Regions from separate parts of the Mus musculus genome. Here region 1 is linked to region 2. Evidence: chromatin contacts called from ENCODE POLR2A ChIA-PET data. All regions are on one chromosome and are shown on one strand. Each heading gives the region's core, a stretch centred on a gene start or an enhancer-like site at or near the end of the contact. The rest is flanking DNA. Distances are from core to core; before and after follow the strand shown.

What was found. ChIA-PET counts read pairs that join two places held with the same protein, here RNA polymerase II (POLR2A).
Region 1: POLR2A ChIA-PET joins it to region 2 with 12 read pairs in embryonic stem cell. The contact joins the promoter of Polm here to the promoter of Ube2d-ps in region 2. POLR2A ChIA-PET finds 5 or more read pairs at or near these places in 3 of 5 experiments (Patski and embryonic stem cell).

The regions. Positions count from the first base shown.
Region 1 is chr11:5,835,901-5,841,966 of GRCm38, forward strand. Polm (polymerase (DNA directed), mu) reads right to left here and starts at 2,116. Exons shown (of 11, transcript NM_017401.2): 1 at 1,661-2,116; 2 at 294-474. The coding sequence starts at 1,851.
Region 2 is chr11:5,758,191-5,764,282 of GRCm38, forward strand. Ube2d-ps (ubiquitin-conjugating enzyme E2D, pseudogene) reads left to right here and starts at 3,960. Exons shown (of 7, transcript NR_015577.1): 1 at 3,960-4,050. It also overlaps a transcript of Urgcp not described here.

The DNA of each region.
Region 1 (6,066 bases), core at 866-3,365, 76 kb after region 2:
TCTCAAAAGGGAGGGAGCTTGCCTCCTGTCTTCTAGCAGCCTGGCTCCAGAGCATCCCAAGGACAGACTCAAGTTCATCCCAAGTACTCACTAAGGAAGAAACTAATTATACTAAAAGTACGTCCCAAATGGTTAGACCAGAAGGTGGGATGGCCCAGCCCCCAAGTCCCTGTTGGGGTCTCTATTGCTTTCCCAGGGCCCCCTGCAGTCTTGGGAGAGTCCTCACTCCCTACCTCCTCCTGAGGACACCAAGGACCTGCTATTATGTCATCTGTCTCAGCTCACTAGCTCACCTCCAGGTGGTGCCGGCCCTCCTCAGGGACAGGCTGCCCAGCTGCCATGCTTTCTGTAAACCAGCTAATATCTAGCAGAGCTGGCTGTGGGCAGCCTGTGGGGAGAGCATCCATGTTCTTCTGCCAGCAGATGGCCTCCTTGGCTGAGGTCCCTTCCATCACCACATGTGTCACCTTTGAGCTGGAAGGAGAATGAAACCCAGGGCCCTTGCTGTGCTGCTCCTATCCCAAGCCTTTGTTCTTGCACTGTGACAGGCCTCCATTCCTCCAGAAAGCCTTCCCAGCCCCTCCTTGATGGGAGAGCACCTCTCCATTGGTCCAACAGGTTCTTAGCTGCAGCCTCACCCACAAGCCACTTGGGCATGTTACCCGCCACCCTCTGCCTCAGGTGCCTTAGTGGCCAGGGCCAGGTGTTTCTGATCTCAATGCTAATTGCTGTTTAGAGACTTGCTTTGTAGGCCAGGCTAGCCTGGAACTCTAGTACCCTTGTACCAGGACTACAGGTTGGCATACCATTCTGCTAAGATTTTAAGACACAAGAATTTTGCCCTATTTATTCAAACCCCAGTAGGCAGACTCTTGTTGTATGTACTTGGAAAGCATCGTATTTATATTTCCTTTACACTGGGAAAATCCAATGCAGGCCACCTTGTCAGGCTGTGGTAAGAATGTAGAGCCACACGAAATCCAAATTGTTATCTCTACTCTTTTAAGTGTAGTCTTGAGCCGGGCGTGGTGGCGCACGTCTTTAATCCCAGCACTTGGAAGGCAGAGGCAGGCAAATTTCTGAGTTCGAGGCCAGCCTGGTCTACAGAGTGAGTTCCAGGACAGCCAGGGCTACACAGAGAAACCCTGTCTCGAAAAAAAACAAAACAAACAAACAAAAAGAATGTTTCATTTGTGGAGGGAGGAGTTAGTTGCAAACAAACTAGCCAGCTACACGGGCACAGGCTCCTTTAGTCTCCTCAATCTCAGTTACTCCACTGCCCTGGGCATTTTCTCTACTGGAGCTAGTTGGTGACGTCTGCAAACTCAGGACATCTTTGACCGCTGGCTCATTGGAGGGAATGCAGCTAGCAAATATTTCTCACTAACCATTCTTTCTTTTATAGCTCTTTAAGAAGCCTCTGACTCGATGGCATCCTTTCAAAAAGAGGAACTCCGGGTTGGAGACCGTACCGCAACCGCGAAGTACCGAGGCTGGCTTGGAACCCAAAGCCGCAGGTGCTGCTTGCTGTCACAGCTGCGCGCCAGCTCCCGCCCTGGGCCACAGTAAGTCCCTACCCTGGGGTGACGGGCACAATTACACCAGCTCCCGGAGGGGGATGGCATCCCACCACCATCGGGGCCTCCCGGGAGCCGCACACCTGTAAGCATCTAGGACGCGGAAGCCTTTGGACCGCGCCAGGCGGGTGAGGAAGGCCCGGCGGCTGCGGCCCATTCGCGGCTCCGCAAGGTAGATGGCCACATCCGGGAAGCGCACCACCGAGGGCGGCGTGGAAGAGGCTACCGCGCTGTGTGGGGACCCAGCTCGCACTCGCCGTCGCTTCGGAAGCATCTGGGCACCAACTCTGGAAGCACAGGAAGCCGCAGAACGAAGGAAGGCAGGGTCATGAAAGAAGGCGGAAGGAGGAGAGAGGAAGTGGTGTCTGCTCTATGCAAACGAGACGCCCTCTAGGATGCTTTTGGCTTCCCATCGGAAGCCCCAGTTCTATGCAAATAACGCCCGAGGATTCTTATTTGAACTACTCTCATAGAAAGCCCCAGTGGTTTCCCAGACCTTAGAGTAGCCTGGGCCCGTAGGCGGGGCTTCGCCTCGTACTGGGCGGGCACTTTTCTCCTCTCGGGGGCGGAGTCTCGGCCTCTCTTCCTCGCCCCCGAGGGCGGGGTCTCAGGTTATCCTGGCCATATGAGAAGTCCTGGATAACCCTCCACTGCCTCTGCTGGTGACAGAGCGCCCACGCCACTTCCCCTGGGTATGCAGAGGGGAACGGAGTTTGAGTAGTATACATGTGAGCTGGTGGAGGGTGAAAACGTTTTCCAATGTAACGAACAGCATTGGGACAGCTGGCGTTCCATTTGGAAAGTTAAGTCTGCAACCCTATAGGTTGGAACAATAATATGAACTAACCAGTACTCCCAGATCTCATGTCTCTAGCTGCATATGTAGCGGAAGATGGCTTAGTCGGCCATCATTGGGAAGAGAGGCCCCTTGGTCTTGCAAACTTTATATGCCTCAGTACAGGGGAACACCAGGGCCAAGAAGTGGGAGTGAGTGGGTAGGGGAACAGGGCGGGGGAGGGTATAGGGGACTTTCGGGATAGCATTTGAAATGTAAAGTAAGAAAACACCTAATAAAAAATTGGGGAAAAAAAAAAAAAGACTAGATCCCAGTGGAAGTGAACAGAAATGGTTTCTATGTGCCCTTTTTCCCCGATTGAAGAAAAATAATTCCAGTGGCTCTTCATCTGGAACAGCATTATTTATGGATTTTATAGATTAAACTTATTAAAATTCCTTTATAGTTACATTAGGAAGGATTTTGAGTCCTGATTGATACCCTTTGTTCAGTTATTTCACTGGATCTTTTGTCAGAAATGTTCCTATGCCCCATTATGCCATAGTCAAAAAAAAAAAAAAAAAATTGGCCCCCTTACAAACTGCTTAACATTAAGCAGATCTCAGACGGATCAGCAATCATTTAAATCCGAAAAAGAAACCAAAGCTATATTAGTGACACTCGATTTTTTTTAATTTTTAAAAATATTTATTAGATGTATTTATTTTTATTTTCTGTGTCTTCGTGTTTTACTTGCATGTGTAGCTGTACCCCACGTACATGTTTGGTGCCGTCGAGTGAGAATGTTTCAGATCCTTGGAACTTGAGTTAAGAACATTTGTGAGCCGCTGCCCCTGTGAATGCTGGGAATCTAACTCAGGTCCTCAGCAGGAACAAGTGCTCTTAACCAATAAGTCATCTCTCTAGCCCCTTAAAAAAATTTTTTTTTAATTATGTGCTTAATTGTTTTGCCTGAATGCATGCATGTACACCACGTGTATGCCTGGTGCGGGCAGAGATCTTGAACTGCAGTTAAAGATGGCTGGGAACTGAACCTGGGCTCTCTGCAAGAGCAGCAAGTGCTCTTAACTCCCAAGCTATCTCTCCAGCCCCATTGGAAGATTTTTGTGATCTAAGGAGCACAACCAACTGGAGGAAAAGAATGGCAAGTGGAACCACATGTAACTTTAAATCCTGGCCTGGCAGGGTGGCATAGCTGCACTGTCAGCACTCCAACCTGAGAAAGGAGGGACTCCATTTGAAAGTAGTTTGAGCTGGCTGTGGGTTGTGAGTACTGAGTGTCCTATATGTGTCTGTGTGCCTAAGAGAGTCCCAGAGCAGGCTAAAGGGCAGGTCTGTAATCCTCCTGTGCAAGGTGGAGAAAGGAAGGGATCTCTCCTGGAGCGCTGAGAGACCTGTTTGTGACTATCCTGGCACTGGAGGTAGCTTTTGCAGCAGAGCTAGCAGCAGGATGCATAGTTACCTGGTAGGTCCAGGACCTAGTATTGCTAAGATGTGCTTGAATGGAGTTGCCCTTCCTGGAGAGTGGTCTTCGGGTGGTAACAAAGACTCCACAGAACAAAGACTTCAGATTCCCATATGGAAATTGTCTGGGTTTCAGTCCTACAGTGGTAGTCATGTGGTGGGGAAGTGAGTCTGAGAAGGGGCAGCCCAGATGTGTGCTGCTCTCTGTCTCCAATACGAGGTGCCCTTAAGAAAAAAGGGAGGTGTGGCCTAATCTCCTGATAGAAACAATGTTGTGTATGCCTTCATACATACCAAGGAACAGGCCCAAAAAGTTCCTTAATTAAGAACAGGTGGCCTCAGGAGACAGGCCCAGCAGGGGACAGAGACCTGACATGGTGTGGGTAGTCTCCGGCTTTCCCCTTCCAGAACCCCCAGGCTGCTCTCGTGCCTCTTGGGAAATAGTGAAGTCAGACTGATTTGGGTGGTCTGTTTCAGTAGAGTTAGCTCAGGGGTTCCCATCTAAGTTTCAAGCCTTCCCCTCTCAGAGACCCCCACTTAGTCAGAGAGCCTGCTACCCCCTTTAAATGCCCTGAGGCTTGCTGTCCTCTCTTCAACTCTCCAGCCTGTGTTGGGGAAGAGTGGCCAACTCAGTGGGAAACCTTCCCAGAGCTAGACAACCCTGAGCACGCCTCTGCTGCTCATCCCACCCCTGCAGCACCTGTCTTCATTTCTGCTTCGGTGCACCTGTATGAGGCTTGTTCGAGGCCGGAGGGCTGGGAGTCAGCTCTGCTCCACACCTGCCCCTCCTGCGGCCGGCTCTTTCACCCTACAGGCCACCTGCCAGCCACACTTGGAAAGCTTGTGGCTGAATTCCTGATGCTGCCTGAAAGGGCTGCTGGAGATTGTTGGCCCCTCAGGAGTGCTGGCCTGGACTGGCAAGCTCTTTGATACATTATAGTCGTTCATCTCTGGTGTGCCTTTGAAAGTATAACATAAAAACAAAATTCTAGGCCTTTAGGCCCAGGCTTGGGAATGTGACCTCTGTGACTTAATGCTCCAAAGTATGCTAATCATAAAACAGATAGCGACATTCCTCCACCCACCCGCTTCCTGGGTTCAAAGAGTGTTCATTCAAAGAAAGTCACCCTGACCATTGCCAGTCCCCGCTATGCTAATATGCTATTGTTAGGGGCACTTAGAAACTGTCTTGAGAGATAACCTGCACAATTACCAGGTATTCCTTGTGACTCTTGTGACTTTGCACTTCCTTGGGACTCTTTACTGGTATCTTTGGTATTTTCCAACATCGCCCTCCCCACTTCCTTGAGTTGTGGTTTCTTCCTTTAAATACCCCCTTACCCAGCTACTCGGGGCACCTCGGTTCTCTACCCCTGCGTGGTATATGACCATGGGCCCGAGAGCGCTATTGAATAAAAATCCTCTTGCAGTTTGCAGCAAGACCTTTTCTTGTGAGTGATTTGGGGTGTTGCCTCTCCTGAGTCAGAACATGGGGGAGTCCTCAAGTTGTGGGTCTTTCACCTTCCCTGTGACTCTGTAACAAATTGTCACAAACTCGGCAGCTTGAACCAACAGAAACAAATTCTCCTAATTTTCAAAGCCAGAACTTAAAAAAAAAAAAAAAAAAAAGACAAACAAACAACAAACCAGGTGTCAGCAAGGCCAGGTTTCTAAAATCTGCAGTTGAGGGCCCTGTCTGCCTCCTCTGGTCAGCGGTTGCACTGGTCTAGCCTCTGCTATCGCTTTATTGGCTGCCTTCCCTCTGGGCTCTTCTGTGAGTCCTCTTCTTTCCTTAGATGATACTGGTCAAGCAATATTGCTCAAATTCAGGAGGACATCATCTCAAGGTTCTTCCCCTAATATCAGCAAAGACTCTTATTCCAAAAAAGTTCTGGGATGACAAGGAATTGGGGGGTGGGGGTAGGGGGGCTGCTTTCCAATCTGCTACCCTGGGGAATAGCCTCACCACCTCCTCTGACCTGTTAGAACTTCAAGATTTGTGTAATTTTACATAGTGAAATAGGTCTCACTATGTAGTCCAGACTGGCCTTAAACTTCCAGTACCCCAGCTTCTACACTGCTGGGATTACCGGTCTGTGCTACCATGTCTGGGTTAGATTTGGATTTTTGGCAGTTGATGTTCTAGCGCTGGGGCTGAAGCTGAGGCTTGCCAGGGCCTGCCTGGTTATGCAACAAATATAGAGGCTTTATTTGTGAGAAACAGTTGCT
Region 2 (6,092 bases), core at 2,710-5,209:
TTTGCCTTCAGTCTCAGAATTGTCTGGGGTCATGCTACAATGTTGTCTGTCTTTTTTTTTTTTTTTTTTTTAAAAGATTTATTTATTTATTATATGTAAGTACACTGTAGCTGTCTTCAGACACTCCAGAAGAGGGCATCAGATTTTGTTACGGATGGATGTGAGCCACCATGCGGTTGCTGGGATTTGAACTCAGGACCTTCAGAAGAGCAGTCGGTGCTCTTAACCACTGAGCCATCACACCAGCCCGTCTTTTTTGTTTTTAATCCTCACTCCCACACTGGAGAACCTGTTGACAGACTGAGCAGGCTTGGTCAAACATACTTGCAGTCAAAACACCAATGCACATAAAATGAAAACAATCATTAAAAAAAAAAGATATCAGTCATTACTAAAGCCAGGAATAGCCATCACCATCACTCAGGCTCACTGAGACAAATACATGAACAATTACAAAAAGCTTGGAGTCACTTGTTCCAAGATGTGTGCAGGGCGTTAAATGGAATGAGATGGGTGGCCCATGAACTAACATTAATTTTCATTCTAGGGTTTTGTTTTGTTTTGTTTGCTAGGTCGGGTCTCACTACGTAACCCTAACTGCCCTTGAACTCACTCATCCTCTGACCTCTGCCTCCCAAGTACTTATATTACAAAGGGTGAGCTGATTTTTTTAAATAATGCTTTTATTTATCCTCTGAGAATTTTATGCACTGTATTTTGAACATATTACTTACGCTCCTCCACATCCTACCTACCATTCAACTTCATGGTCTTCTCCTTTAAAACCACAAATACATCAAGTCCAATTGTATTGAATGACTACTCCTGGGATGTGGTGGATAAACCCAGGGTCCTTCATGGAAGGAAACTTGACTTTCCCTCGGCCAGCAGCCTTCACTTACAAATAGCTCCTTGGCTAGGGTGGGCGGGATTTTGTGTCTACTTCCTCTTCTCAGCGCTAGGATTGTCTGACTTCAACTTGTGCAGGTCTTCTGCTTGCTGTCAGTCTGTGAGTTCATACATACAACTGCTCTGATATGTCTTTAAAAAGCTCTTTCCTTGAAGTTATCCATCTCTTCTGGCTCTGACTGGTTCTAACAATCTTTCTGCTCCCTCATCTAAATAGATCTCCTAAGGAGAGAAGGGTGTGTGATATTGGCTGAGTGTTCCAAAGTCTCTTATTCTCTGCAAGGTGACCAAAGTTATGTGTGTATGTCAGGGTAGAGGGTAGTTGTTTTTTACTTGCCTGATTTTTTTGGAGACAAGATCTCACTATACTATACTGGTTGGTGCTCTACAGCCCAGGCTGACCTCAAACTCACAGAGATCTGCTTCTGCCTCCGAAGTACTAGGACTAGAGATGTGCACCATCCTGCCTGGCTGTTAGTTTTTTTGAGACAGGGACTCACTTGCAACCCAGGCTGGCCTGAACTAACAGCAATCCTCTTGTCTTGGCCTCACAAGAGCTGGAATTATAGGCACAAGACACCAACTCCAGTTACATTTGTTTATTTTTTTTAATGGGAGACTCTAGATGTTGCCCAGGTTGGCCCTAACTCACGATATTCCTTTCTCAGTTTCCAAAGTAGCTAGAGTACAAATGAGAGCCACTGCACCCAACTGGAAACATGCACCCAGGTGGGCTGTGAAAACATGACTCCAGAAGCAAAGTCTTGTACTTAAGCCATCTGAGTGAAGTTTCAACTAGCTTTGGAAGATTACTCAAGAAAAACAAAGGAAGCTTTCCAGATAAAAGTAGGCCACAGGGCTGGAAAGATAGCCCAGTGGTCTAGAGCACTTGTTCTTGCAAAAGACCCAGGACTACATGGTGGTTCACAACCATCTTTAATTCCAGTTCCAGGAAATCCAACCCCTCTTCTGACCTCTTCAAACCACTGTGGACACATACACACAAATATAAACACACAGGCAAATATTCATACATATATATGTATATACACACATATATATATGTATGTAATATATGTGTAATAAAATGAAAAGAATCTAAAAAAAAGAAAGAGTCAAGGTGTAAAGATATAGAAGATGGGGCTGGAGGGATGGCTTAGTGGTTAAGATCACTGGCTGCTCTTCCAGAGGTCCTGAGTTCAGTTTCCAGCAACCCCATGGTGGCTCACAACCATCTGTAATGGGATCTGATGCCCTTTTCAGGTGTTTCTGAAGACAGCCACAGTGTACTCATATACATTAAATAAATGGTTTTTTTTTTTAAATGATAGAAGGTGCAGGATGGGTAGATCTCTGTGAGCTGAATGAAGGCCAGCCTGGTCTACAGAGTGAGCTCCGGGATAGCCAGGGCTCTACAGAGACCCTGTTTTGAAAGATCTGCCTGCTTCTGCCTCTAGAGTGATGGGATTAAAGGCATGAGCCACCACCACAATAGCATAACTAAAGGTAAGGAAGTAAAACTTAAAGACAGCAGACCCTAAGGGATCACAGAGAGCCCTGAATGTATTCCCACAGGCCACAGATCTTCCTTGTGGAGTTTTGGAAGAGGGTGGAGCTTGGTAAGGCTTATAGTTTAGAGGACAGTTCATGACATGTGTTTAGGATAAACTAGGAGAATAGGTGAATGGCATATAGGAATCTGGCTGGGAAACCATTTAAGTGTTCGATTCATTGTTTTTGTTTTGGGCAGGGTTTGTATGCGTATGTGCAGGAACATGACAGAGGCCAGAGTAGAATGCCAGATATATGACAGAGTAAATGCTACTCTTTGTGCCTTACTGCTTTTGGTGCAAGGTCTCTCACTGAACTGGAATCTCACTATCTATGCTAAGGTAGCTCCAGGGATCCTGTCATGCCGGCTACCCAGTGCTGGGGTTAGAGACATGAGTAGCCAACCTCACCTTTTCTGTGGGTACTAATGATCTCAGGGCCCCATGCTTGCACCACAAGCACTCCTATCTACTATCTCCTCAGCTCCTCTAGTTTTAGATTTTCCTTTGGGGATCTTTCTCTCTTTCTTTCTTTCTTTCTTTCTTTCTTTCTTTCTTTCTTTTTTTGGTTTTTCCAGACAGGGTTTCTCTGCATAGCTCTGGCTGTCCTGGAACTCACTTTGTAGACCAGGCTGGCCTTGAACTCAGGAATCCGCCTGTCTCTGACTCCTGAGTGCTGGGATTAAAGGTGTGCGCCACCACGCCCGGCTTTTTTTTTTTTTTTAAGACATGGTCTTACTCTGCAATCCAGGCTGGCCTCAAACTCACTATGTAGCCCAGTCTGGTGTTGGAACACCTTTGGTCCAGAGCAACTGCACTAGCATACCCTATTAGGTTTATCTGTCTGGAAACAATATATATGATTATTTATATAGAGAGTCCAGATTCTTTACTGTATGAGGCACGCTGATATTATGTATTTTGCCATATTCTATTTCATTTCCAAGATGTTGGCTACAATCTATTACACAGATTTTGTGACATACCACTAAGTTCTTTACACTTGGTCTTAAACAGTTCGATGTCTTGGGGAAAGGGAAGCAGAGTTTAGCTTGGGATGTGCACTTTCAGGCTGAGTCTCAATAGCGGCAGTGCATTGAAGCCAACTAAGTACTACTGAAAATGCAGCTCTCCAGACATGTAGATGCATCTGTGCTCAGCACCTACGCGTATTCAGAAATATCTGTAACACTTCTGCCCAGAAAGCATATAAAAGTGAATGTATACTTACAGCGCTGACAACCACTAAGCTCAGGAGTTAAGTGACAGCCTGGGGAGGAGCCCAGGGAGGGGCAGAGAGCATAGCGTGTGGCACCTGCGGTTTCAGGCATGTCCTGGTGCCCAGGCCCCTCGCCTAGCAGAAACCAGAGCCACAGGGCCGTGACCGTGGCCGAGTAACTGACCGTGCGCGACTCCGTGGTCAGACCCAGGACTGCTGCGCGCACTAGCTACCCACAGCGCACCGCGGCGCGCACGCGTAGAGCGCCGTTCCCGGCGTGCAGCGTTGCGGCCCAGGCGGCCGTCTTAGTCTGCCCCGCAGGGCCGGTGGGGCACGAGCAGCGGGAACATGGCTCTAAAACGGATCCAGAAGGTAAGAGTGGCGGAAACGGGGTCCTCCCGCCCGTCCACTCTGCGGGCTGTCGCAGCGAATAGAACCCCGCGGCTGAGGTGCGGCAGGGCGCACTGACACTTGCCCCGCGCGAGTTCCGCCGCGGTCGGCGCAGACTTAGGAGGTGGCTGAGTGCCTCTGGCGGGCGACTCGCGGGGGCGGAGTCATGCGACCGGGTCACGTGCGCGCGCAGCTTTGGGCGGAGTTTAGGGAAGCAGAGGGGTGTCTCCCAGGGTGCCTAGCACGAGAGGCTGAGCTGCGGGAGAATTTCATCCCGTAGGTTTGTATTAGCCCATTAACCTAGAGCCTGGTAATTGCATCTCAGAAAAAGAAGCCACCAATCCACCCTTTACCATTTGTTAACGTTTTAGCCTATCCACTTTTCGTCCTTTTCCTAAAGAAAATTATTTTATATTTCTAAGTTGTTTTTTGTTCCGTTTTGGTTTGGTTTGGTTTGGTTTTTTGAGACACGGCCTCCTGGCAGACCCAGAACTCGCTATGTAGACAAGGCCAGCCTCAAACTCACAGAGATCCTCCTGCCTCTGGTTGCCGAGGGGCGTGCACCACCATACCCTGCATTATACTGTAATTTATGATCCATGTTTTCACATAGTATTAATAGTTGGAATTTTTTTAAAGATTTATTTATTTATTTATTTATTTATTTATTTATTATATGTAAGTACACTGTAGCTGTCCTCAGACACTCCAGAAGAGGGAGTCAGATCTCGTTACGGATGGTTGTGAGCCACCATGTGGTTGCTGGGATTTGAACTCCTGACCTTCGGAAGAGCAGTCGGGTGCTCTTACCCATTGAGCCATCTCACCAACCCTAGTTGGGATTTTCTATACTGCAAAATGGTATTTATAACCTCTTTTTTAAAGGATTTGGGGCCGGGCGTGGTGTTGCATACCTTTTATCCCAGCACTTGGGAGGCAGAGGCAGACGGAGTTCGAGGACAGCCTGATCTACAGAGGACAGCCAAGGCTATACAGAGAAACCCTGTCTCGAAAAACCAAAAAAAAAAAAAAGATTTGCTCACTTATATGTGGGTGTAAGGTGCCCTGTGTAGGTGCCAAGAATCATACTCAGGAGCTCTGGAAGAGCAGTTCATGCCCTTAACCACTGAGCCATCTCTCCAGCCCTATGACCCTAACTTTTAGCATTAGCATGATTCTTTCCACCAAGTGGATCCAGGTTATGTGTCTCAATTAGATTTCTGTCGCTGTGATAAACACCATAACCAGAAGCAGCTTGGGAGGAGAGGGAAGCCAAAGCAGAGACCTGGAGGCAGAAACTGAAGAAGAGGCCATGGAGCAGGGCTGCTTGCTGGTGTGTGCCAGTTTGCTTTATTCTATACCCCAGGACCATGTGCCAGTTAGGGCACCGTGCACAGTGGACTGGGCTCTTTCTTCTACATCAGTCAAGTAAATGTCTCAGACATTTGTCTACAGGACAGTCTGATGGAGGGATTTGCTGGGTTGAGGTTACCTCTTCCCAAATGACCCTCCAAGTCGATTGACCCCTTATCAACTTAATATACCAATAGATTGTTATTAAACCATAATCTTTTCTTTTTTTGTTTATCCCCAAGAGCTCATAATAATATCACAATACAAAATACATTGCAACTTTTAAATAATGTGCTTGGTTTTTCTTAAGTTCTTTTGTGTATTGGTGTTTCCTCTGCATGAATGACTGCATCGTATACATGCTTGGTACTCTGTGGAATCCAGAAGAGGGTGTCAGATCCTCTTGGACTAGACCTTCAGATGTTTGTGAGCTATCATGTAGGGGTTGGGAGCAAGTACTCTAGCCACTGGACCATCTCTTTGGTTTTCATTTCAACTTTGTAAAGTCCCAAAGTCATTAAAAAACTCAAGCACTTTAAAAGGTCAGTTTGGAGAGACGTCTCAACAGTTAAAAGCACTTACTGCTCTTACCAAGGACTTAGATTTGATTCCCAGCATCCACATAGGCCCTAGGCAGACAACCAAGAAGACAGAGCTGGTCATTTTAAAGT